Linked DNA regions of Homo sapiens: regions 2, 3, 4 and 5 are each linked to region 1. The links are chromatin loops, found by intact Hi-C in ENCODE. Cell type or tissue: gastrocnemius medialis. All regions are shown on one strand.

What was found. A loop is a pair of places that touch in the nucleus more often than their neighbours do. Peaks named below come from ENCODE experiments on the same cell type or tissue, not always from the same donor. Only the 100,000 strongest peaks of a DNase experiment are listed, where the experiment ranks them.
Region 2: it touches region 1 in a loop (7-fold over the local background); 9 of 110 quality-filtered maps call a loop at or near these places.
Region 3: a loop joins it to region 1, with 10 times the contacts of the local background. A loop is called at or near these places in 30 of 110 quality-filtered maps.
Region 4: it touches region 1 in a loop (6-fold over the local background); 32 of 110 quality-filtered maps call a loop at or near these places.
Region 5: a loop joins it to region 1, with 10 times the contacts of the local background. A loop is called at or near these places in 91 of 110 quality-filtered maps.

Annotation. Positions count from the first base shown.
Region 1 is chr16:11,638,560-11,643,559 of GRCh38, reverse strand. LOC124903643 (a long non-coding RNA gene) reads right to left here and starts at 3,098. Exons shown (of 2, transcript XR_007064986.1): 1 at 2,608-3,098; 2 at 2,013-2,255. It also overlaps a transcript of LITAF not described here. RefSeq lists enhancers at 1,120-1,783, 2,733-3,027. In gastrocnemius medialis, a CTCF peak has its summit at 2,004 (motif pointing right); DNase peaks (open chromatin) are centred at 2,119 and 3,119; H3K27ac peaks cover 2,606 bases.
Region 2 is chr16:11,495,574-11,500,573 of GRCh38, reverse strand. All of the region lies in intron 10 of LOC400499 (putative uncharacterized protein LOC400499), which reads left to right. Among named protein-coding and RNA genes, the nearest start is that of LITAF, 89 kb to the left of the region's middle. RefSeq lists enhancers at 1,867-2,415, 2,907-3,201, 3,179-3,228. In gastrocnemius medialis, a CTCF peak has its summit at 3,105; DNase peaks (open chromatin) are centred at 2,343, 3,013, 3,914, 4,443 and 1 weaker place; H3K27ac peaks cover 3,197 bases.
Region 3 is chr16:11,704,035-11,709,034 of GRCh38, reverse strand. The region is part of intron 5 of TXNDC11 (thioredoxin domain containing 11); the gene reads left to right. Among named protein-coding and RNA genes, the nearest start is that of TXNDC11, 36 kb to the left of the region's middle. In gastrocnemius medialis, no CTCF peak of the experiment used is centred here; DNase peaks (open chromatin) are centred at 2,424 and 3,954; H3K4me3 peaks cover 804 bases; H3K27ac peaks cover 5,000 bases.
Region 4 is chr16:11,712,210-11,717,209 of GRCh38, reverse strand. All of the region lies in intron 5 of TXNDC11 (thioredoxin domain containing 11), which reads left to right. Among named protein-coding and RNA genes, the nearest start is that of TXNDC11, 28 kb to the left of the region's middle. In gastrocnemius medialis, a CTCF peak has its summit at 2,439 (motif pointing right); DNase peaks (open chromatin) are centred at 2,469 and 2,875; H3K27ac peaks cover 3,621 bases.
Region 5 is chr16:11,393,291-11,398,290 of GRCh38, reverse strand. It overlaps LOC400499 (putative uncharacterized protein LOC400499), which reads left to right. Exons shown (of 67, transcript NM_001370704.1): 54 at 1,616-1,780; 55 at 4,732-4,900. It also overlaps a transcript of LOC105371082 not described here. Among named protein-coding and RNA genes, the nearest start is that of RMI2, 50 kb to the right of the region's middle. In gastrocnemius medialis, CTCF peaks have their summits at 1,684 and 1,895 (motif pointing left); a DNase peak (open chromatin) is centred at 1,850; H3K27ac peaks cover 1,091 bases.

The sequences.
Region 1 (5,000 bases):
TTAAACAACAAACGATTGTTTCCTTTTTTTTTTTTTTTTTTTTTTTTGAGACAGTTTCTTGCTATGTTGCCCAGCCTGGAGTGCAGTGGTGCAATCACAGCTCACTGCAGCCTCAGTCTCCTGGGCTCAAATGATTCTCCTACATCACCCTCCTGAGTAGCTGAGACTATAGGCGCCCACAACCACGCCCGGCTAATTTTTGTATTTTTTGTAGAGATAGGATTTTGCCATGTTGGCCAGGCTGGTCTCGAACTCCTAGCCTCAAGTGATCTGCCTGCCTCGGCCTCCCAGAGTGCTGGGATTACAGGCGTAAGCCACCACACCCGGCCTCTGTTTCCCTTTAACATAGAGTCAGTCCTGGTGTAAGTAAGTGTCGCAGCTCTGGTTTGGCTATTCCAAGGCATCAGGGACCCAGGCTCCTCCTACCTTGTTGCTCCATTTTCCCTAAACGATTGTCTTTGCTCTTATTGTCCAAATCGGATGGTCACCCTCTCCTACACTCCAACTGCCAGGAAGGGGAAAGGAGAAGGGAAGCTAATGATGGAGGTAGACCTGCCCTTTCCCTTAGAGACACATGCAGGGACCTGCGCAGTTCACTTTTGCACACATCCTATTGGCTAGAATTTAACCCCTTGGCCACACCTATATACAAGGGAGGCTGGGAAATGTGGTCTTATTTCTGGGTAGCTGTGCCCAGCTACGTATTGGAAGTCCTATTGCTTTGGAAGAAGGGGAGAGTGGATATTGGGGTGCAGAGTAGTCTGTGCTGTGCCCTGTGAGGGTTTGGGAAAGGTGGGGGGTGGGAGAGGGCAGTGGTAAGGAGGATATCTTGCTCCCCAGCTTTGAGCCTATGTGGGTGGAGGTGTCATTTGCCCAGGCAGGGGGCACAGAAGGGCTGTCTCTTTCTTTTTTGTCTTTTTTTTTTTTTTTTTTTTGAGACAGAGTCTCCCTCTGTTGGCCAGGCTGGAGTGCAGTGCTGGGATCTTGGCTCACTGCAGCCTCCGCCTCCTGGGTTCAAGAGATTCTCCTGCCTCAGCCTCCTGGGATTACAGGCATGGGCCACCATGCCTGGCTAATTTTTTTGGCATTTTTAGTAGAGACGGGCTTTCGCTATGTTGGCCAGGCTGGTCTCGAACTCCTGACCTCAGGTGATCTGCCTGCCTCAGCCTCCCAAAGTGCTGGGATTACAGGTATGAGCCACCATGCTCGGCCAGGGCTGTCTCTTTCTAACCCTGCACCACATGGTTTCATAAGAAATCTGGCCTTTGTGCACGATGTAGGGAGCAGAGTTCAGGATATTGGGGAAACTGAGGCTGAGGGATGCTCCAGTTTCAGCTGATTGGAAAGACAGGTTGAGCCCAAACCGTTCCTCAAGAAAACACAACTGCAAGACCAGCCCAAACTGGACCTACTCTGTTGATAACAGAAGGTCAAGTTACCTGGCAGATATAACTGAGCCAACACAGCAAGTCAGGTATCCCAGACATGCACAGTTGGAAAAGCTTTGATGTCTATCAACACCCAGAACTAGTGATTCCTCCGCGCAAAACCAAGAAGTCCAGGACATGCCCAGAACTTGACCACCGGAACTGTTTCAGAAGCGAGGGGTCCATTGGCTAGGAGGATCTGGGGTTATGCTTTGCCTCAACAGGCTCAGCGCGGTGGCTCATGCCTGTAATCCCAGCACTTTGGGAGGCCAAGGGCAGGAGTTAAGAGACCAGCCTGGCCAACATGGTGAAACCCCGTCTCTACTAAAAATACAAAAATTAACTGGCTGCGATGGCTCGCACCTATAATTCCAGCTACCTGGGAGGCTGAGGCAGGGGAATCACTTGAAGCCTGGAGGCGGAGGTTGCAGTGAGCCGAGATCACATCACTGCACTCCATCCTGGGCGACAAAGGGAGATTCTGTCTCGAAAATAGATAGATAGACAGACAGATAGAGAGATAGACAGAGAGATAGATAGATAAAAATAAAATTCTGCCCTTGGCCTCTAGGGGGCCATACTGGCTTGCTGCGAAGTCACGGTGTTTTTATTTTACTTGAGTGCTGTGCGGTTATTGGAATTCCTCTATCTGCTGGGTTGCTTCTGGCACCCACATCACCTGCGCATGGCCTGCTTTCTCCTGCTGATCGTGCTCGTCTGGAGCCTGCGGGCCCTTCTGCCCCCAGTGCAGTCTGTCCATCTGTCTGTCTGTCCTTCCGTCAGCATTGCTCCCTTGTTCCAGCTCTCTTTACTCTCTGAAAGGGGCTCCTGGGAATGGGGGTCAGGCAGGGGAGGCTGTACATGCCAGTATGTGGCCTTTACCCTTCCCCTCTTCCCCTCCCCTCTCTTTTTCTTTCTTTCTTGGAGACAGGGTCTCCCTCTGTCGCCCAGGCTGGAGTGCAATGGCATAATCACGGCTCACAGGAGCCTCGACCTCCTGGGCTCAAGCAACCCTCCTGCCCCAGCCTCCCATGTGGCAGATACTACAGGTATGCACCACCATGCTTGGCTGATTTTTTTTTTTAAATAGAGATGGGTTTCCTTATGTTTCCCAGGCTGGTCTTGAACTCCTGGGCTCGAGCCGTCCTCCCACCTCAGCCTCCCCAAATTCTGAGATTACAGGAGTCAGCCACTGCTCCCGGCCTGATATCATGACTGTGTTCTGTCTCCTCCACACACGGGACCTTGTTCCTGGCCACCCACAGCAAACCAGCTCTCTCCTCTCCCTGGGCTTGGCTTCCTTCTTTCCTGGCAGCATCTTTGCCAGTGTGCCGGCTTGAAAACAGCCGAACATGAGGAGGGGTGGTGTAGACTGACAGGGGCTCACTCAAACTTGAGGAGAAGCCAAGCTGGGGCTGAGTTTGGAATGCATGCCATGGTTACAGACGACGTCATTCTGCCCTTTAGCTGTGACTCAGCAATTAGGATCAGATTTCCCATCCCGAGGGTTGTCCTTGTGACCTGCCAGATGGATGATCATCACCCCCATACCAGCATCGAGTGAGAAGACCTCGAGCTGGGGCCTGCACAAGGGTGGCTGCAGCCGTGATGAAGTGGCAGTGATTTGCAGAGCCTTGGGCTGCCTCTCTGCTGCAGGGACTGTGACAAATCAAAGAGGAAGCCTTCTAGAGCCCTGCATCATGTGCACTTCTTGGCACTTGTGAAATATTTCATAATCCCAATTGCGTAGGTAGCTCCAGTTCTGCCGCCCACTGTCCGTGTGACCTCGGTGAAGTCACTTCATCTCTGAGCTTCAGTTTCCCAGGCTGCAGAACAAGTATCAGAGCGAGAACCCCTTCATTCGTTTGTTCATTCACTGACTTACACACTCAGTCGCTCCACGAACATGTGCTGAGCAGCTACTATGTGCTGGATGCAGTGCTCAGCCCTGCGGATCCAGCCGTGAATGCCTAATAAGGACCCAGCCCTGGCAGAGTGGACCTCCCTTTCTACTGAGAGGACAGTCAACAAACAAGGTTATCCACATCGACACATTGTTGGCCGGGTGCGGTGGCTCACACGTGTAATCTCAGCACTTTGGGAGGCTAAGGCAGGTGGATTGCTTGAGCCAGGAGTTCAAGACCAGCCTGGGTAACACAGTGAAACTATGTCTCTGCGAAACATACAAAAATTATCCGGGCATGGTGGCTCTCGCCTGTACTCCCAGCTACTTGGGGGGCTGAGAGGGTAGGATCTCTTGAGCTTAGGAGGCAGAGGCCCTGGCTAATTTTTGTGTTTTTAGTAGAGATGGGGTTTCACCATGTTGGCCAGGCTGGTCTTGAACTCCTGACCTCAAGTGATCCGCCCTCCTCGGCCTCCCAAATTGATGGGATTACAGGCATGAGCCACTGCACCTGGCCTAAAAAGATTATTTTAAAGATGAATCTTTTTTCTTTGCCCAGACTTTGGATGTCCTTTTCTCTCTGTTTCATTCTTTTTTCTTTTTTTTTTTTAAAAATCTTTCTTCCAAAGTTTTATTGTAAAAATGTCCAAATATAAAGAAAAGTTGAAAGAACTATACGGGGAATACCTATGTATACATCACCCAGATAACATTTTGTCCTATTTGTCCATCCATCTATCCATCCATTCATCCATCCATCCATCCACCCACCCATCCATGCATCCCACCCACCCATCCATCCCTCCCTCCTTCTAACCATCCATCCACCCATCTATCCACCCATGCATCCACCACTCACCCATTTATTCTTCCCCCCACTAATCATTCATTCGTCTACCCATCTATCCATGCCCCGTCTATCCCTCCCACCCTCTAACCACCCATCCATCCATTTATCCATCCATCCATTCCTCCCTCTAACCATTTATCCATCCATCCCTCTCTCCCTCTAACCATTCATCCATCTACCCATCCATACATCTACCCATCCATTTATTCATCCATCCATCCCTACCTCTGACCATCTATGCATCCATTCCTGTCTCCCTCTAACCATCCCTCTAACCTCTACCCATTTGTTTACTCATCCATCCATCCATCCCTCTATCCCTCTCTCTACCTAACCATTCACCCATGCATCCGTCACTCTACACATCTTACTTTTTGGATGCATTTCACAATAAGTTGTTGACGTCAGTACCCATTTCCTTGAACAATTTGTTACGCGTTTAAATAACTAAAGTTTACTATCCAGAATATTTTTTCAATGCAAAAAAAAAAATACACAGGTTAAAAAGGTAGCCAGCTATGTATATCTAAAATGAGATTGTGGAATTAAAAATACCTGTGATTCCTATTGGAAATCTACTAATATTAACATGAGAATTGCTCCATTAGGAATTAAAGTTAGATGCTAAATTTCCAGGGTTTTTTTTTTTTTTTTTTTTTTTTTTTTTTTTTTTTTTTTGAGACAGAGTCTTGCTCTGTCGGCCCAGGCTGGAGTGCAGAGGCGTGATCTCAGCTCACTGCAACCTCCACCTCCTGGGTTCAAATGATTCTCCTGCCTCAGCCTCCTGAGTAGCTGGAATTACAGACATGCACCACCACGC
Region 2 (5,000 bases), 140 kb after region 1:
GGCAAGTGATTTAACCTTCCTGAGCTTCTTTTCTGATTATTATTATTATTATTATTATTATTTAGGACGGAGTCTTGCTCTGTCGCCCAAGCTGGAGTGCAGCAGTGCGATCTCAGCTCACTGCAACCTCCACCTCCTGGGTTCAAGCAATTCTTCTGCCTCAGCCTCCCAAGTAGCTGGGACTACATGAATGCACCACCCCACCTGGCTAAGTTTTGTATTTTTTTCAGTAGAGACGGGGTTTCGCCATGTTGGCCAGGCTGGTCTCGAACTCCTGACCTCAAGTGATCCACCCACCTCAGCCTCCCACAGTGCTGGGATTACAGGTGTGAGCCACCACGCCCGACTGTTTTCTGGTCTCTATAAGGAGGATGGCAGTGGTACCTCTATCCTGGTCTTATAGTGAGGAATGAAATGCTGTGTGTGAAGTGGTTCTCCTGGTGTCTGGCACTAAATCTGAGCACTTGAAATCAGAGCTATTATATTTATAAACACACATATTTAATGAGTCTGGAGATTAGGAAATCTGTGTGAGATGAGGTCAATAATTTCTACGATATGTGGAGGTCTCATTTAACCCTTGAGGTGTCTCTATGAAGTAGGTGCTCTCATCAACCCCATTTTGCAGGTGAGAAAACCGAGGCCCAAAGAGGTAGGGCAGCTTGCCCAAGGGATTGCAGCTGCTCTGCCCTTCACCTCAATTCTGACCTGAGACCTTGGGGTGTGTCCTCACTTTCCTGGGCAAGGGGGTGTCACCTGTCACTCCCCATCTTGTCCCGGCTAATAGTGAGTGCCAAGTCAGATGGCATCGGTAGGGAGCGGGAGTGAAGACACAGCTGGTGCCAGGCAGCTGGGGTCCCTGGGGGCATCAGAGACCCCTGCATTGGTAGAATGGACCCTACCAGGATCTGAGAGCCCCTGGAGCTGGTCCAGCCCTGGCTGTCCCTCCAGGTGGAATATAGGGAGCCCTTGCCTTCTGGCCCCTGACCGCAGGGTTTGAGGTGGGGCTGTTCCAGGTAGACTGTGTTGTTGGCTCTGCTCAGCAGACAAGAATCAGGCACTGACTCAGAGCCAGGCCCAGATTGGGTCCCAAGAGGCATCACCCACAGTTCACAGCCTAGCAGGTGGCACGCTGGCCACCAGGAATGCCAGAACCACCCAAGACCTGCCCTGGGCTTAGCCCATCTCCCTGGAAATGTCTGTCTCCTTCCCCTTCCCCCATTCCCCTCTGCCTCCCTTCCCCCTCTCCCCTCTCCCTCCCTTCCCCCCTCCCCTCTGCCTCCCTTCCCCCCTCCCCTCTGCCTCCCTTCCCCCCTCCCCTCTGCCTCCCTTCCCCCCTCCCCTCTGCCTCCCTTCCCCCCTCCCCTCTGCCTCCCTTCCCCCCTCCCCTCTGCCTCCCTCCCCCCTCCCCTCTGCCTCCCTTCCCCCCTCCCCTCTGCCTCCCTTCCCCCCTTCCTCTCTTTGCCCCCTTTCTCCCTTCCCCCTCCCCTCTTCCTCCCTTCCCCCCTCCCCCCCTTCCTCCTTTCACTCGTTTATTTGTACATATGTTCGATTCATGTGCAGTAACTAAGAGCACAAACCCATCTGGACTTCCTCATTTCAGATCCCAGCCCCATTCCTCACCAGCAGGACCTTGGGCAAGGTACTTTACTTTCCCAGGCCTCAATTTTCCCCGTCTGGACAATGGGACTATTTTGTAGAATGACCTTGCAGACCAGGTGAATTGTATGGTGTGTGCGGAGGGAAGTGGCTGTTGCCATTAGTCTGGGACACAGCACTGAGCCAAGCAGGTGGCATCGATCGGCTTGTGGAGCCCAGAAGCTTCCTCTACCTGCCTCACATGTGATGTTCCATGTGCAGGCCAGAGCTCATGCCTCTCTGGGCTGTATTTTCTTGTTCTGTCATCGAGTCAGCAAGGCCCTGCATGAGCCCTGGCAGGTTCTGGGAATGCACCGGGTTCGTGAAGCCTGGGGAGAGGAGGGGGGTGGGAAGTGGGGAGTGAGGGGCAAGCAGGGAGAGAGTATTTTAATGAACTTTTAATTTCGGATTAATTTTATTTATTTATTTAATTATTTAATCATTATTATTTTTTGAGACGGAGTCTCGCTCTGTTGCCCAGGCTGGAGTGCAGTGGCGCAATCTCGGCTCACTGCAACCTCCACCTCCCGGGTTCAAGTGATTCTCGTGCCTCAGCCTCCTGAGTAGCTGGGATTATGATGCACACCACCAGGCCCGGCTAATTTTTTTGTATTTTTAGTAGAAATGGGATTTCACCATGTTGGCCAGGCTTATCTCGAACTCCTGAGCTCATGTGATTTGCCTGCTTCGGCCTCCCAAAGTGCTGGGATTACAGGCATGAGTCACTGCGCCCGGCCTTCTTAATGGTGTCTTTCAATGAACAAAAGTTCTTCATGTTGGTGAAGTGTGGCTTCTTGATGCTTTGTAGCTGGTGTTTGATCTCCCCCAGGTCCCAGTGCTTCCTGGCTTGTCTTCTCCCAGTTCTGTTTTCTTAGCTTTTCAGGGAGGGTTGGTTTGAGCATGATGACTGAGCTTTAGAATCATGTTGGAAAAGTGAAATCAGCTTAATAAGGGTCACAGGTTTGAGGGTAATTTTATTTTTCCATCTTTAAAAATGAAAAAGTGAGTATTTTAAACAGACTTCTAACTGAAGTGTAAGTAAGCCTTCGTTAGAGATTTTTGCATTAAGATTGTTTTCTTCTCCTCCCATTTTTTTTTTAAATTTATTTCCCTTTCAAAATTGTTTGTTCTTCTCTTTGCGATGTGGTTTCTGGTTTTTGTGAAAACAGGGAAGGCTGGCCCTTCTGGGTTCATCCCCCGGGCAGCCATACACAGAACCAACTGGGTCATTACTGTGTGGACTGCTCAGCACCCAGGCCTCATGCTGGCCCAGTTGTCCTGGCAGGGCCACCGGAAGTGGCTCACAGATCTGGGCTCTCTGCCAGCCAAGTGGCACCAGCCTGCCCCACAGCCCTGCAGGCTGTGACCAGGCTTCTGGCTCCAGCTTTGGTCTGGGACAGGCCCGAGCCTGCCCTGTCTGTGCCCCCGCCGCCTTTCTTGGGCAAAGCAGTCAGAGGCGGGAACCTCCAGCAGGCGGCCCCTCCCATGTGCCGGAGAGCTTCTTAGTCTTTTTATAACCCCTGCCCTCCCAGCCAAGCCCGCTTGCCCTGCTCTGTATTAAGAAAACAGACAGCTTTGTTTTCTTTGCTCAAATATAGGGAAACATTGAATGTGCTTTTTCCAGGCTCCACACACCCCTGTCCTTTCACAAAGAAAATATGCAGTGAGATGCACACGCCAAGACCCACACGCATGCATCCTGAGCGCACGTGTACACACATGGGACACAACCCACACACACTGAAGCAGGCACCCATTGCACTGGGACGTGCACACGCACACTGGATCATGTGTACATGCACAGACCTGCACGTACACTGACACAGGCTCACACCAAGGCACAGGGACACACAAACACACAGGGATATGCACACACATGCTGGATCACGTGTACACACACAGACCTACACACACTGTTGCAGGCTCACACTGAGGCAGGCTTTCCCAGGACACCCACATGGGGAAATGCACGGACACACACCCACACCATAGACCTGTCAAGACACACACACACACACACACACACACACACACACACACACACACATTGAGGCATACACGCCAAGACTCACGTACCTGGAGATGCAGATATACACCCCAGTGTATGCACATGTGAAGACATGGCAGGACATGCACATACACACAGTAGGACACTCACCCAGTGGGACGTGTGGAGACAGCCACCCACACCTGGACACATGCATAGGCACACCAAGACACACTGGGCTGTGCGTGGGCACACAAGGGACACACAGTACACACACACGCACCTGGACGCATGGGCACATGCACACATCCAATGGGACACACGAGATGCCCACATGGGGACACGTGTGCACAGGCATCCACCAGGAAATACACGCATACTAGGGTACTCGAGTGCGCTGAGACACCTGCACACCCAAGTGGGAACGTACACACCCACAAGCACTAGGATTCTACAGCACACACCAATATGCACACACACAGATGCTTATGTTCACACCTTCACACAGTGTGCTCACACCCTAGCGTAGTAACACAGATCTGGTGAAGAGTCACGAATCCAGAGAAAGAACAGAGCTGGGCAGCTCGGGCGTGGTGGCTCACTCCTGTAATCCCAGCACTTTGGGAGGCTGAGGTGGGCAGATCACCTGAGGTCAGGAGTTCGAGACCAGCCTGGCCAATATGGTGAAACCCCATCTCTACTAAAAATACAAAAATTAGCCAGGCGTGGTGGCAGACATCTGTAATCCCAGCTACTCAGGAAGATGAGGCAGGAGAATCACTTGATCTCAGGAGGCAGAGGTTGCAGTGAGCTGAGATTGTGCCACTGGACTCCAGCCTGGGTGACAAGAGCAAGACTCCATCTCGAGAAAAAAAAAAAAAGGACAGAGCTAGGCAGAGATTTTATTTCTCCACAGCTGCCAAGCAGTCCCTGTTCTGGAGTGACGTGGGTCTAGCACAGAGGCCCCTGTTCACAGCCAGGGCCCCAGGGCTGGATTTTAGAGTGAGCCCAGAATTTGCATTTTGAGAAGCCGTGAGTGTTGGTATCATGCCTGGCCTGGGAGCCAGCCTCTCCTGGGTTAAGTCTCAGTTCTATCTATAGCTGTGGGCTACCTGAGGCACGTCCCTTACCCTTTCTGTGTCTCAGCTTCCTGTGTCTCAGCTTCCTGCTCTGCAAAATGGGAATGATAAGAAAGGCAACGTGTGTGACATGTTATCAGCAGTCTGGCTTGTAGTGAACACAGTTTGTTTACTAAGATTTGTTGGTCTAGACTAGGCACGGTGGCTCATGCCTGTAATCCCAGCACTTTGGGAGACCGAGGCGGGCAGATCACTTGAGGTCAGGGGTTCACCACCAGCCTGGCCAACATGGTGAA
Region 3 (5,000 bases), 65 kb before region 1:
CGAAGGTTTTTTCATTTTAATGGACACTTTATTGGAAATATATAACATCACCAGGAAATGGTTATGAAGAACTTGAAAAGTGAATCACTATGTAAATATTAAAATTAGAGGGGTTGTTTTAATCCCTTTTTAAAATAATCCTATTTTTCTCCTTTTTCTGACTTTGGAAAGAAGAGTGGGAAAGTAGAAGTTAAAATTAACAGACTAAAATGAGAATTGTTTCCCAACAGATGGAAGGTACTATGATACAGGTTTGCCTTTTGGTATACCACTATTTTCAGTTTAAAGAAATGAGAAGAATTTCCCCATGGAGTAAATGACTTCTTATCCATGATGATTAAATGCCATGTGACTTAATCCAGTGGTATTTTGTTTTGAAGCATATGTTGGTTTGTTAGCAGTTACCTTTATAAGCATTTTTCTTGACCCGATATTCCATTTTGTTCCATGATGCCTTAGAGATGAGCTCATGCAGAAGTCTCCATGATAGCAGATGACCTTCCCTAATGTAAGGAATTCCACATTGTTCAGACCTGGAGTTTCTCTCTGTTCTTTCAGTGTATCCTTGGGTACTTTGTAGTACACCAAGTGCTATTTACTATAGGCCTCTGAGAGAGAATTAATTTCAGAAGCTCAGGCTAGAGTCATAGGTCTAGAGCCCCACTTTTTCCTTTTTGAAGAAAAGGGGACACGTTCTTAAAGATAATTATTCTTTGCTGTTGGATGGATTTTCATGAAAAAAATTCAAGAAACATTGTCTCATGTGATCTTACCAGATAAGTGCCAATTATTAAGACTTGCTGGCTGCTGGATTTATCATCTCAGGCTAATTGTCTTCCTGAGATAAATGAATCTTGCTTTTTCATCATTACCACTCTGGCATAATCTAATGGAAATACAATATGAACCACATAGCTAATTTAAAATTTTCTTTTTTTAAGTTTGTTTTTTGAGACAGGATCTCATATTGTTGTCCAGGCTGGAGTGCAGTGGTGCAATTATAGCTCACTGCGGCCTTGACCTCCTGGGCTCAAGCATTCCTCCTGCATCAGCCTCCCAAGTAGCTAGGACTATAGGCTTACATCATCACGCTCAGCGAATTTTTAAAAATTTTTTTAGAGCTAGGGTCTCACTCTCTTGCCCAGGCTGGTCTTGACCTCCTGGCCTCAAGTGATCCTCCTGCCTCAGCCTCTCAAAACTGTTGAGATTATAGATGTGAGCTACCATACCCAGCCTAATTTAAACTTTTCTAGTAGCTACACTAAAAATTAAAAAGAAGCAGGTGAGGCTGGGTGCGGTGGCTCAGGTCTGTAATCCCAACACTTTGGGAGGCTGAGGCAGGCAGATCACTTGAGGTCAGGAGTTCGAGACCAGCCTGGCCAACATGGTGAAACTCTGTCTGTACTAAAAATATAAAAATTAGCTGGGCATGGTGGTGCACGCCTGCAATCCTAGCTACTCAGGAGGCTGAGGCAGGAGAATCGCTTGAACCTGGGAGGTGGCGGTTGCAGTGAGCCAAGATTGGGCCACTTTACTGCAGGCTGGGTGACAAAGTGAGACTCTGTCTTTAAAAAAAAAAATTGGGAAAAATAAAAGAAACAGGTGAAATTAATATTTAACCCAGTGTATCCAAATTATTTCAACATATAATCAGTATAAAAATCATGGAGTTTTTTTTTTTTTCACCTCCCACATTTAAGTGATTCTCCTGCCTCAGCCTCCCAAATAGCTGGGACTACAGGCGCCTGCCACTAAGCCTGGCTAATTTTTAGTAGAGATGGGGTTTCACCAGGTTGGCCAGGCTGGTCTCGAACTCCTGACCTCAGGTGATCCACCCACCTTGGCCTCCCAAAGTGCTGGGGTTACAGGTGTGAGCCACCGCATCCAGCCCTAAACTGACATTTTAATATTTAAAATTAAATTTAAGTCATATGATACTAAACTAAAATACAGTTTTCCCTTGGTATAGATTGGGGATTAGTTCTAGGATCCCCAAATATACCAGAATTTGCATACTCAAGTCCCACAGTTGGCCCTTCAGAGCCTGCCTGTATGAAAATTGGCTCTCCATATAGGTGGGTTTTAAATTCTGCAAATACTGTATTTTGGATCTGTGTTTCGTTAAAAAAAATATGCATGTAAGTGGACCCACGCAGTTCAAACCCATGTTGTTCAAGGGTCAGCTGTAGTCATATATTAAAACGTTGTCCAAAACCAAAAAGCTTTTATCCAAACTAGAGGATAGTGAGCCAGATGAATGTGAGTGGAAACCAGATGGAGTTTCAGGTCTTTCAGGAACCCTTGGTAGCTGTCATGAGGTGAATGGTGACAGCGGTGCACGGGAGGCACAAGAAGGGCAGCCAAAGCTATACTTGGGGAGGGTGTGGGAAGCAAGAGAAGAACATTCTGTTAGGGGCAGAGAAGAATCCCACACTCACAAGAGATGACCAGGAGTAAACCTGCCTGCCTGCCAAAAGTAGGCAAGATTTCATGAGTCAAAGCACAAGACCATTTCTGCTCAAAGCACAGCAAACAATATTAGCATCAGCATAATAGTGCTGGTTCCCCAGCCCATGCCCATGGGAGATGTGCTGTGATGGGTCTAGATGGTGCCTGTGTGCACAGCCTTGTAGCCGACGATCACAGGGCCCAGGGCTCAGCACCCTCTGTAGCAAGCAGCCAAGGAGCACCCTCCCTCCCTGAGGGGTGAGTGGCGCCAAGAGACATGCTGGCTGTGGTCACCTTGACCTTCTTAGCCACCTGCATGAGCAGCTGTGGAAACTGGTTAGTAACTAATTCTTTACCCAGATGTTCCTTCAAGATTTCATTACATCTTGCAGTGATCATTGACACCAGTTGTCACTGTATGGTTAACAGAGATCTTGAACTGGCCAATTACCAGGCTAATGGAGAATTTTTTTTTTAATCGAATGGGATACTGCAGTTTTTAGACCTTTTTGAGTAGAGGAGGGGAGAGTATGAGTCTTAGTTTATTTTTAATTGTCCAACAAATTCCAAGTTCTTAATTAAAATATTGAAAATTCATTACTTTTAGGACAAAATAATTCATTTTATAAATGACTAAGACTTCTGTCGTAGAAAGCCCTGGAGCTCTGCTTATCAGAAAACACTCTGGATAAGGAGATGTGACATGCTGGTTTTTTGTGTCATCTTTACGCTATAAACTTCCTCTGCTAATCTAAGTATTCTTTGTTCACGTGAGACTGCAAATTTAAGCTGCTGCTTCTAGCAAGATTTCCACCATATGCTAGAACTTAAATAGAAGCGTGTTTTTTGTACATTTCTGTTATGTGTGAAAAATAAAGTTTTGAAATTATAATATGTTTGAGCATGTTAGAATTTGTTCTGTATGGGCAGACTGTCCATTCTTATTAAGGCAGTTAAACAGGTTTTTGAATGGCCCCTTTTAACTTTTGGGTCAGGCTGTCACTTCTTATTTCTCTGCTCTAATAAATCACGATGGTGACTTTGGCAGGCTATCAAATGAATTTCCTTACTGGCTGCTTTTCCTTCTCTTCTTTTAACTGTGACTGTCCTCCAAGATCAGCTGCTTCTGGAGAGTGGTGTTTTGGTCCTACTAAATCACGTCCTCTCTTTGGTCTGTTTCTTCTGACAGCTTTGGGATCTGGACTTATATGCCATGCCCTTTAAACAAAGTTTTTAAAAATCTTCAACTAATTCTATACTTAGAGAAAAGTTGCAAAAATAAAACAGAGAGTTCCATAATTGCCTGTCTTTAGCCAGTTTCCCCCATTGTTAACATCTTACATAACCAATTGTTAGGTGGTTTTGTACAAACTAAGAAGTCAATGTTAGAGTTGGGTGTGGTGGCTCACACCTGTAATCTCAGCACTTTGGGAGGCTGAGGCCAGGTGGATCACTTGAGGTTAGGAGTTCGAGATCATCCTGGCCAACATGGTGAAACCTTGTCTCTACTAAAAATACAGAAAAATTAGCTGGACATGGGGGTGCATGCCTATAATCCCAGCTACTCGGGAGGCTGAGGCAGGAGAATCACTTAAGGTTGCAGTGAGCCGAGATGCACCACTGTACTCCAGCCTGGGCGACAGAACAAGAATCTGTCTCAAAAAAAAAAAAGAAAGAAAAAGAAGTTAACATTGGTTCGGTCCTATTCACTAAACTGCAGACCTCATTTGAATTGTCTCCATGTTTCCACTAGTGTCTGTTTTTGTTTCAGGATCCAGTCTGGGATCCCATATCGCAATGTGTTGGTTTTTTTCTCAGTTTCCTTCAACCTATGACAAATCCTCTGTCTTTCCTTGTCCTTTATAACCTTGACACTTCTGAAGAATATTTCTCAGGTATTTTGTAGAAAATTGCTCAATTTTGTCTGTTTTCTTGTGACTGGAATAGGTCATGTCTTTTGACAGCAATACCATAGAAATAGGTACTTCTCAGCACTTCTTATCAGGGGGTTCATATGATGTCAGTGTGTCTCCTACTGGTGACATTAACTTTGATCAGTTGGTTAAAGTAGTGTCTGCTGTGTTTCTCCACTGAAAAGTTACTATCTCTTCCTTTGTAATTAATAAATAAATACCTTGGGGGAAGATCATTTGACACTATGTAAATATATCCTCAAACTTCTGCTCATGAATTTTAGCCTCCATCAGTGGATCTTGCCTGCAACAATTACTCTGGTGTTCAAATGGTTATTTTCTGTTTCTTTCATTCTTTTTTCATTATTAGTGGAATTCTCCCTTAAAGAAGAGCTGACTGTTCTCATTAATATTATTATGGAGTCATGGGTATTTATCTTATTCTGTGTACTGTCATTGTTTATTTTGTTGCTCAAATTGTTCCAACTTTGGCTACTAGGAGGGCTTCAGCTTGGCTCCTGGGTCCTTTGGACAAACCCCCATCCTTTTATGAGCACTTCTTTACTTCATTTATTTTTTTTGAGACGGAGTTTCACTCTTGTCACCCAGGCTGGAGTGCAATGGCAAAATCTCGGCTCA
Region 4 (5,000 bases), 74 kb before region 1:
AAGTGATCCACCTGCCTCGGCCTCCTAAAGTGCTGGGATTACAGGCATAAGCCACTGCGCCTGGCCTTCTGGTTAGTTTTTCTTGCTTTTTTTTTTTTTTTCCTGAAAATCTGATGACTATATTAGTTTATTTTCTTCTTTTTTAAATTTAAAAATTATTTAGCACTTTATGCTCCCTGGCTTTACTTTGGCTTAAAATATAGAGCACAGTTGATTTTTCCCTCTCTCATTTATAAAATGATGTTTCCTTTCTTTCTAATCTTGATGATGCCTGCTTTAACTACAGAACATATTTTTCCATGGATTTGGGTCTATTTCTGTGATTTCTTTTGGTCTGGATACCTATTTTTGTCTGAGTAAACATAATCTAAGTTCTTACTTTGTAAATTGTTATTACTTGGTCAAGTCTGGACTTCTTGTAGTTCTTGTGTTTTGTGGAATATTCTTTTATGTCCATCCGTGCCTTTGGCTGGAATTTTGTTGAAATTATGTTAAATATATAAATTGACTTGAAGATAATTGACATGTTCATAACATTTAGCTTTCCTTTCTAGGTGCACAGCATGATTATTCATTTATTCAAAACTTCCTTTTAATTTTTTATAGTAGGTCTTACATATCTCTCATTAATGTTTAATCATTTCACAGTGCTAGATGATTAATTGTGGGCTGGCAATCTTTGTATATGTTTCAAAAGCCTGGAGGAAATCAGCTCTCTTGTACTTTACTCCTCCAGGACTGCAAAGCCTGTTCCTCTTGTAACATTTTTACATTTGATCTTGGCAGAGAGGCTACTTTATTGCCAAAAGAAAATTTGGTAGAGGGGTCATATTCTGAAGTTGCTTGCTTGATTTTTAAAAATCTGATGATTATTTCATTATTTGCTGTAAAAATGTGTTCTGGTAACATTTTGTCATACTCTGCTATAATTCAGTGGCTTTTTTAAAAGAGAAGATTTGCAGCAAATTTTGACCCCATTTTTCATCTGATCTACAAAAGGACTTGCAGTGCAGTCTAGGGAGAAAAGCAGTGGGCTGGGAGGCAGCAATGCCTGGTCCTTACCCTTTGTCTGCTCCTGGTGAGGTCTGTAAACTTGGAACAAAATATTTAACCTTTCTGTGTTTGTGTTTGTTTATCTTTAAATTTGGGGAGGGTAGAGGTAAGTATATAAATCCTTATTTTATAAGGTCAAATCATGAAATACTTTGTGTGTGAGTAAAGTAATAAAGCGAGTAAAGAAATACTTTGCGTGCAAGTAAAATAATAGTCTTTATACCTTAATTAGAAACTAAGCCATCTGGTTGAAAGCACCTCAGATAAGTATTTTACCTATTCTAGTGAAAAAATCCACACAAGAAATGATGTCATTGACTGACCAGCAGGCCCAGTCTTTCTCTTCCCCTTTCCCGTGCACCTCCTACCTGCTTCTATTTGTAACGCATGGTTTTCTCCCTGTCCAATGGACTGAATCTCTCTGCCACCAGAATAGGAGCTAATTTTTCAGATAATATTTACTGAGGACCTTGATGGCAGGGTTTTGTTTTGTTGCTCCTACAGCTCCACACCGTGCTTGGTGAATGTATGACTGGTAAAGGACGCGTGAGAAAGATTTTAGCTACGGGATTTTAAATGTCACTTTGGATCCCCTCTCACTACCTTCTCCACTTCTTGTGCCTGGCCCTTCAGGCTCAATAGACCATAGTGTAGGAATTTCCCTGCCTGGTTCATTCTTTTTTTTTTTTTTTTTGCCGTGACAGGGTCTCACTTTGTTGCCCAGGCTGGAACGCAGTGGTAACCTTGAACTCATGGGCTCAAGCAATCAGATTCTGCCTCAGCCTTCTGAGTAGCTAGAACTACAGGTGTGCACCAACACACCAGCAAGTTACAACAATTTTTTTTTGTAGAGATCAAATTGAAATTCACATGGTACCTAAATACCATCTTGGAAATACACTAAACTATTTTTTTGTTTTGTTTTGTTTTGTTTTGTTTTTGAGACATCCGTTCTCTGCTCACTGCAACCTCCGCCTCCCGGGTTCAAGCAATTCTCCTGCCTCAGCTTCTCGAGTAGCTGGGACTACAGGCACACGCCACTAGGCCTGGCTGATTTTTGTGTATTTTAGTAGAGACGGGGTTTCACTGTGTTGCCCAGGCTGGTCTGGAACTCCTGAGCTCAGGCAATCCTCCCGCTTTGGCCTCCCAAAGTGCTGGGATTACAGGCGTGAGCCACCACGCCCGGCCACACTAAACTATTAACCAAAATATTGTTTCCACTCCCTTCTACCACCTTTGGGAATTCCTAAACTCAGTTGATGAGGAAACCTTGTAGCATTAGTAGCATTAGTTTTCTAAGGAACTCCCTTTGGGAAATAGTGTTTTAGAGGAAAGGTATTAAATGGAGGAAGAACTTTGATTCCAGCGTAGTGTCCCTGTACTCCACCAGGTGGCGTCTGATGCTGCCGAGATTTGCTTGTAGAACTGAGTCGGTACGCATAAAAAGTGCCCTCCTCCAAGCGAAGAAAGCTTTTCTGGAGTATTGTTCTGTCAGATTGGAAATTTTTTTTTTTTTTGAGACGGAGTCTTGCTTTGTCGCCCAGGCTGGAGTGCAGCCGCGCGATCTCGGCTCACTGCAACCTCCGCCTCCCGGGTTCACGCCATTTTCCTGCCTCAGCTTCCCGAGTAGCTGGGACTACAGGCGCCCGCCACCACGCCCGGCTAATGTTTTGTATTTTTTAGTAGAGACGGGGTTTCACCGTTTTCGCCAGCATCGTCTTGATCCCCGACCTCGTGATCCGCCCACCTCGGCCTCCCAAAGTGCTGGAGTTACAGGCGTGAGCCAACGAGCGCGGCCAGATGGTGAGATTTTATACAGCATCAAAAGATCTTGGCGGGGCACGGTGGCTCACGCCTGTAATCCTAGCACTTTGCGAGACTGAGGCAGGTGGATCTCTTGAGCTCAGGAGTTTGAGACCAACCTTTCGCAATGTGGCGAAACCCCGTCTCTACAAAAAATACTAAAAATTAGCCTGTAGTTGCAGCTACTTAGGGGCTGAGGTGGGAGGATGGTTTGAACCTAGGAAGTCAGGGCTGCAGTGAGCTGAGATCATGCCACTGCTTTCTGGCCTGGGTGACGAAAGTGAGACCTTGTCTCAAAAAAAAAAAATCTGAAGGATAGGGTTTTCTTGCTCAGTATGGGACATTTTAAAAGGCATTGAAAAAACAAGGGACTGACAAGCAAGGATGGCTTGGAGATTGCTTTATTTTCTCAGGTTTTTGGACCTAACTCTTGGGTCTTTGGACCAGACATTGAGTTTAACAGTTCTCGGCAAATGGCATGGGTTCTAGGATCGTTTTTTTTTCTTGGGTAATTTCATTTGTTGTCACTATACTCACTCATGGGGGAGACCTTTTTCTAACTATCTGCCTGCATTGAGACCCTTCTGGGTACTGACTAATATAGATTAAAATAAACATATTAAAAATTCCATACTTTGGGCCGGGCGCTGTGGCTCATACCTGTAATCCCAGCACTTTGGGAGGCCAAGGCGCATGGATCACCTGAGGTAAGGGGTTTTAGACCAGTCTGACCAACACGGAGAAACCCGGTGTTTACTAAAAATACAAAAATAGGCAGGCATGGTGGCACATGACTGTAATCCTAGCTGCTTGGGAGGCTGAGACAGGAGAATCTCTTGAACCTGGGAGGTGGAGGTTGCAGTGAGCCAAAATCATGCCATTGCACTCCAGCCTAGGCAACAAGAGCAAAACTCTGTCTCAAAAAAAAGGAAAAAAAATTCCATACTTTATGTCCCCACACCTAAAACTGACTGTTTAATTCAGTTGACATTATTTTAGCAAAGGAATCCTTGTATATTTTGTGAGAGATGCTTTTATTTCCATTATGATTTCTTTTCTTTTTTTTTTTTTTTGAGACAGAGTCTCACTCTGTGCCCAGGCTGGAGTGCACAATCATGGCTCACTGCAGCCTCAACCTCCCCAGGCTCAGGTGATCCTCCTACCTCAGCCCCCCAAGGAGCTGGGACTACAGGCATGCACCACCACGCCTGGCAACCTGGCAATTTTTTTTTTTTTTTTTTTTCCTGAGACAGAGTTTCACTCTTGTTGCCCAGGCTGGAGTGCAATGGCACGATCTTGACTCACCGCAACCTCCGCCTCCTGGGTTCAAGCGATTCTCCTGCCTCCCAAGTAGCTGGGATTTACAGGCATGCACCACCATGCCCAACTGATTTCTGTGTGTGTGTGTGTGTGTGTGTGTGTGTTTTAAGTGGAAATGGGGTTTCTCCATGTTGGTCAGGCTGGTCTTGAACTCCCGACCTCAGGTGATCCAACCACCTCAGCCTTCCAAAGTGCCGGGATTACAGGCGTCCACCACTCCTGGCCAAATTTTTCTATTTTTTTTGTAGAGATGTAGTTTCACCACGTTACCCTGGCTGATCTTGAACTCCTGGGTTCAAGCAGTCCAGCCACCTCAGCCTCCAGAAGTGCTGTGGTTAAAGGGGTGAGCCACTGTGCCCCACAATGACTTATTTCTTAAGTCTTATAAATAAGAACTAAGGCCAAAAAAGATCCTCTCAGCACGTGAGGTTAGAATCAGAAGTACGATTTCTTATTAAATAATTCAACAACCATTTGAGGATCTGGTATGTGATATAGCTATAATGATGAATGTATCTCATTTCCTGCCATCAGCAGGAGCCACCAGCCAGTGTGGCCAAGAAGTAGGGTTGCTCACAATGAGAATTTAGTGATGGGTCTGTGACAGCCTTCCTTAGGTGGAGACGGGAAGATGGCTCAGTGGAGATGGGTGCTGGGGGGTGGGAGGCTTAGCCTGCAGCTAAGTATGGAAGAAACCGCATGCAGAGTGGAAGGTTGATGGGGCTGGGGAAAGCAACAGGTGTGTCCACTTGTGCCTTGGCTTCAGGAAGCTCAGAGCCAAATTTAGTGTTCATTTAGAGAGATTTTGATCCCTCGATCCCAGG
Region 5 (5,000 bases), 250 kb after region 1:
CAGCAGTGAGGGTGGTGCCCGCAGAATGCAGGGGTGTGAGCGAGGCAGCCAGACGCCACCATCGTGGCTCTGCCATTTGCCTGCTGGGTGACTGGGCAGTGCACATCTCCTCTCTGAGCCTCTGGTGTTTCATCTGAGGAAGGAGCAGCAGGTTCCAGGACGTAGAGTGATGGTGAGACTTAAGAGAGACATGATGCGGGAATGCTCAGCCTTGGTGCCGGGCACATGAGTTAGAGCTGCTGTAGTCATCATTACCCCAGAGGAGAGGTGTTAGGACTCCTTTTCCTCAACCCCTTTCCCCTCCTGGGGTTGGTAGCTGGTTGATTGGTTCTTCCATCCACCAACCCATCCATCCATTCCTTTACGCATCCTTCCATCCTCCTTCCTATCTTCCATCCATCCCCGTATATCTGCCCTCCCATGTACCCTCTCTCTCCATCCATTCATCCTCCAACCGTTCCTCCCTTGCATCCATTCATCCGTCCGTCCATCCCTCCCTCCCTCCCTCCCTCCCTCCATCCCTCCCTCCCTCCATCCCTCCCTCCCTCCATCCCAAGGACTCATACTCTTCTGTAAAGAGACAGATAGCATATATTTTAGGCTTTATGAACCATCCAGTCTCTGTTCCAACAACCAACTTTACCACTGTCTTGTGAAAGCAGCTATAGACAATATGTAAATGAATCCTTACGGCTGTATTCCAGTAAAAGTATTTACAAGCCGGGTGCGGTGGCTCACGCCTGTAATCCCACCACTTTGGGAGGCCGATGCAGGCAGATCACGAGGTCAGGAGATCGAGACCATCCTGGCTAACATGGTGAAACCTCTTCTCTACTAAAAATAGAAAAAATGAGCTGGGCACGGTGGCACGTGCCTGTAGTCCTAGCTACTCAGGAGGCTGAGGTAGGAGAATCGCTTGAACCTGGGAGGCGGAGGTTGCAGTGAGCTGAGATCGTGCCATTGTACTCCAGCCTGGCGACAGAGCATAACTCTGTCTCAAAATAAAAAGCATTTACAAGAGTGGGCAGTGAGCCAGATTCGGCCCCAAACCATAGTTTCCCACCCCTTATCTTTTCCTCTGTTCATTCAGAAAACATTTGTGTGTTTCACCTATGCCAGGCTGTGTTCTAGGTGCAGGGAGTGGATGTGAAAGACACAGCCTAGGTGCCGGCCTCCTGGGTGGCGCATTCCAGTGGGGCCAGGACGATACAACAAACTAGAGATGCATGGTCTATGGTCAGGGTGTAGTAAACGTTGTGCAGGAATGAAGCAGAGAGGGGCCAGGGTGTTGCAAAAAGGGGCCTCACTGGTGAGTGTGAGCCCTGCAGAGGGAAGGGGCCTAAGGCACAACTCTGCCTTGAGGAACACGGGGCAGCACTTACGGAGGGAGCAAGGGAAGTGAGGTTGGGACAACAAAGCAGGCCACGGGCCATGCCAGAGCCCAGCTTCTTAGGGGACGGCATCTGATTTGCGTTTCTTAGAGGTCAGCTGTGAGCTGCGACAGGTGTGGAGGCTGGGAGGTGGCAGCTGCTGCTGCATTCTCGGTGCAGGGGACTGGGGAGAGAGGAAGCTGCCACCCCTGTGCCTGCCTGACACCTAGACTCTCTCGTCCCAGGCCCTCTTGGTCGTCGGGGAGCACACCCTGGGCCAGGGTGGACTCCTGCTGCGTTCCCGCTGCCACCTGGGCCTTGCACCAGACCCAGACCACGGCCTGCATCTCAGCCTGACCCTCCAAAACCACAGCAGGCCTCGTTCAGCTGACTTCTCCGGGGCACTGGAGGTCAGTGGCCAGGATGGGGCTGACAGTCCCTGGGAAAGATATCCCGGCATCCCTGCGGTTCCTCCCTGGCCAGCAGGCCCCCAACTGCCTGGGCGGCCCCGCCATCTAGTGGCTATCTGAGGAACTGCAAACCAGCATTCTGGATGGGGCCAGAGCTTCATTCTGGGTCGGGGGAACGCCTGCTGAACCCCAGGCCTGGCCCTGGCGCCAAGACAAGGCAGCTCCTCCACAGTCCCAACACCCGGCCCTTCCTATAACAGAGAGGCAGTGGCTGGGCTGCCCAAGTTTGAATCCCAGCCTAGCTGCCTCCTGGTACCTGAGTTTCCTCCCCTGTAAAATGGGTATAATTGTACTGGCCCTATCTCCCATGGGGTTAATATTGCAAGGGTTAAATATAGTCGTAGGCATAGATCGCTTAGAGCAGTGCCTGAGAGAAAACAGCCACTACGTAAGTATTTGCTATTAGCCATTACTGGTACCATCTCCTCCCCCTCCTTACTCCCAGCAGCCCTGGGAAGTAGGAAGGGGCAGAGTTGGCCTCCAATACCTACTCTGCCCTGACCTGGCCAGGTGATCCCAGGAAGGAACCTCTCTGAGCATGTGTTTCCTCATCTGTAGGAGGGGATCAGATATTTCACAGGGTGGTTTTTGGGAGTCTGGATACCGGTTCCCGCTGCCTGCGTAGCCAAGGCACGTGACGTAGCAGGTGCTCTCTCGGCGTTTCCATCCACCTCCTCTGTCTCCCTGGCCAGGTGAACTTGGCCTCGTGACTTTCGTTTGCTGAGCCTCAGTCTTCCCCTCTGTCAAATGGGAACAAATACCATCTCCCTTGCAGAATGGTTAGGAGCAAACACATTTGTACAACATCTGCATGTAGCAGGTGCTTGTGAGAGGGGAGTTCCCTCCCTTCCCGGCATCCGAGCTGAATGAGGATGGCATTTCTGGGTTGAGAGTTCAGCAGCCGTGGCCATTTCAAAGGAGTTTCTCCTTCCAAGGTTCTTGTTCTCCGGGACTGACTGTCACTTCCCCGTTTCCAGCCAGGCCCCTGCCTGCCCCCGGCTCTGTAAGCCCCGTGCCTGATGGAACTGGAGCCCTGGGAGTGAACCCATGGCGGATGCTCGGCAAGAGGCTGGTCCTCTTGCTTCCCTATCCCCGATTTATTTGGGACAGCTATTCTCACTTGGTCCATTCTGGGGTCTGTGGAGTGGTCAGAAGGCTTTCCCAGCCTTGTTTCTTGCTCACCCCAACCCAGTGGCCCCAGGACAGATGAGGGACAGATTCAGGGAGGTCAGGCATTCACCCAGGCTACACAGAGGCAGGCATGGCCCTTGCTCTTCAGTGACACCCAGCGGGGCTGAGCTCAGATGCTGGGAGCCATCCAGGGCCAACTCCGTGTGGTCTGCAGACCGTCCCCTGCCCCCACCTGCCTGGCAAGATCACATTGTGCTTGGTTAAATTCCACAGGAGTCCTGGGCTGTAGCCCTATTACCAACTTGGATCTCCTCAGAGATCGACATGCTTCTGCATGTTTAGTAAGCACCCTGCATTCGATTCCTAGGACTACTGTATTAAATTGCCACCAACTGGAAGGCTTAATGCAACAGACAGGTATGGTGTCACAGTTCTAGAGGCCAGAAGTCCAAAAGCAAGTTGTCAGCAGGGCCACACTCCCTCTCAAAGTCCTAGGGAAGATCCTTCTGTAGCACCTCCAGCTTCTGGTGGTTGCCAGGACCCACGGCTGTGGTGGCATCACACCAGTCTCTGCCTCTGTCCCACGTGGTGGCCTTCTGCCTTCTGGGTGGCATCTTCACATGGTCTTCTCACAGGGACAGCATTCATTGGGTGTGTGGCCTACCTTCATCCACTATGGCCTCAACTTGATTACTTTTGCAAAAAACCTATTTCCGAATAACACCACGTTCACAGGTATAGAAGGTTAGGGCTTCAACCTATCTGAGGAACAAAATTCAACCCTTAACAGACATACGTGCACGCGCACACACACTCTTAAGTCCTGTTAAGTTTTGTGAACCATTGTTCTGTATCATTTTACAGATCTTGGAGCTGAGGCCCAGAGAGGGTGACACCCTTACTGAAGGGTGCACAGCTTGTTAGCTGCAGTGTCTGGACTAGAATACAGGGTAGCTGAGGCTCCCTCCCCTGCAGGGCCTCCTCCGGGCTTGTGTTCTCTTGGGGGCCTCTGAGCCTCTTTCCCACCCCATTCTAGACTCGCCTGTCCTGGTCCCTGCCGTGCCCCCAAGGCTGGGCACCTGCAGGGACTTAGGTAAGCTGCCCAGTGCCTGGGGTGTTATGCCAGGTGTGCCCGTGTCTCCTTGCTTAGACCTTTGCAGTGGTTCCCATGCAAACTCGGAAAGCCTGGGCTGTAGCAGAAACACCAGGGCACTGGGGATGTTAGAAATGCCAGGGCCCGGGGCCCCCAACACCAATTAAATCAGAGTGTCTGGGTGGGGCCTGGGCAGCAGCCATCTCTAAGCCACCCTGTGGGCGGCTGCTGCTGGGTTGGGCTCCTAGATGGGTATTTTTAAAAATTAAAAAAAGTATTTGTCATGAGACTGGCTAAGTTTTGTATTTTTGGTAGAGACAGGGTTTTTGCCATGTGGTCCAGGCTAGTCTGAAACTCCTGGGCTCAAGCGATCCACCCGTCTTGGCCTCCTGAAGTGCTGGGATTATAGGAGTGAGCCCTTGATCCTGGCCCGGAGTATTTTCAAAAGTGCTTTCTGTAATGGGGCACTGGCAGCCTTAGACAGGGATATGGCGTGGGGAACCTGGTGCCCTGGAGATCGGGCGTGGGCATTGTGCCTTCCCTTGGTTCCCTACAGGTCCAACAGCAGCCTCCCCAGCCAGCCTCTTCCTGAGCCTGGGGCGGGCAGGGGAGAGACCAGGGACAGGTGGGCCAGGCTCCACTCAGGCCTCTGCCTTCCCCCTCCCAGCTTCGTGGCTCCAAGGCTCAGCGGGTTGGCCTACTGGGCCGTGTCTCCACCTCGACTTCTCAAAGCCTGGTCCGGTTGGAGGGAAGCGTGGACAACAGAGAGGAGAAAGTGAGGCTGTCTGTGTTCCGGGCCCCAAGCTGTCTGCAGGCCTCTGTGGCCCATGAGGAGGGTGAGTGGCAGCTGGGTCCCAGCTCAGCTAGCTGGGCCACGGCCCCTGTTGGCTCAAGAAAGGACGGGGGTCTGGGCGTTAAGATTTCAGAAGTCGGGGC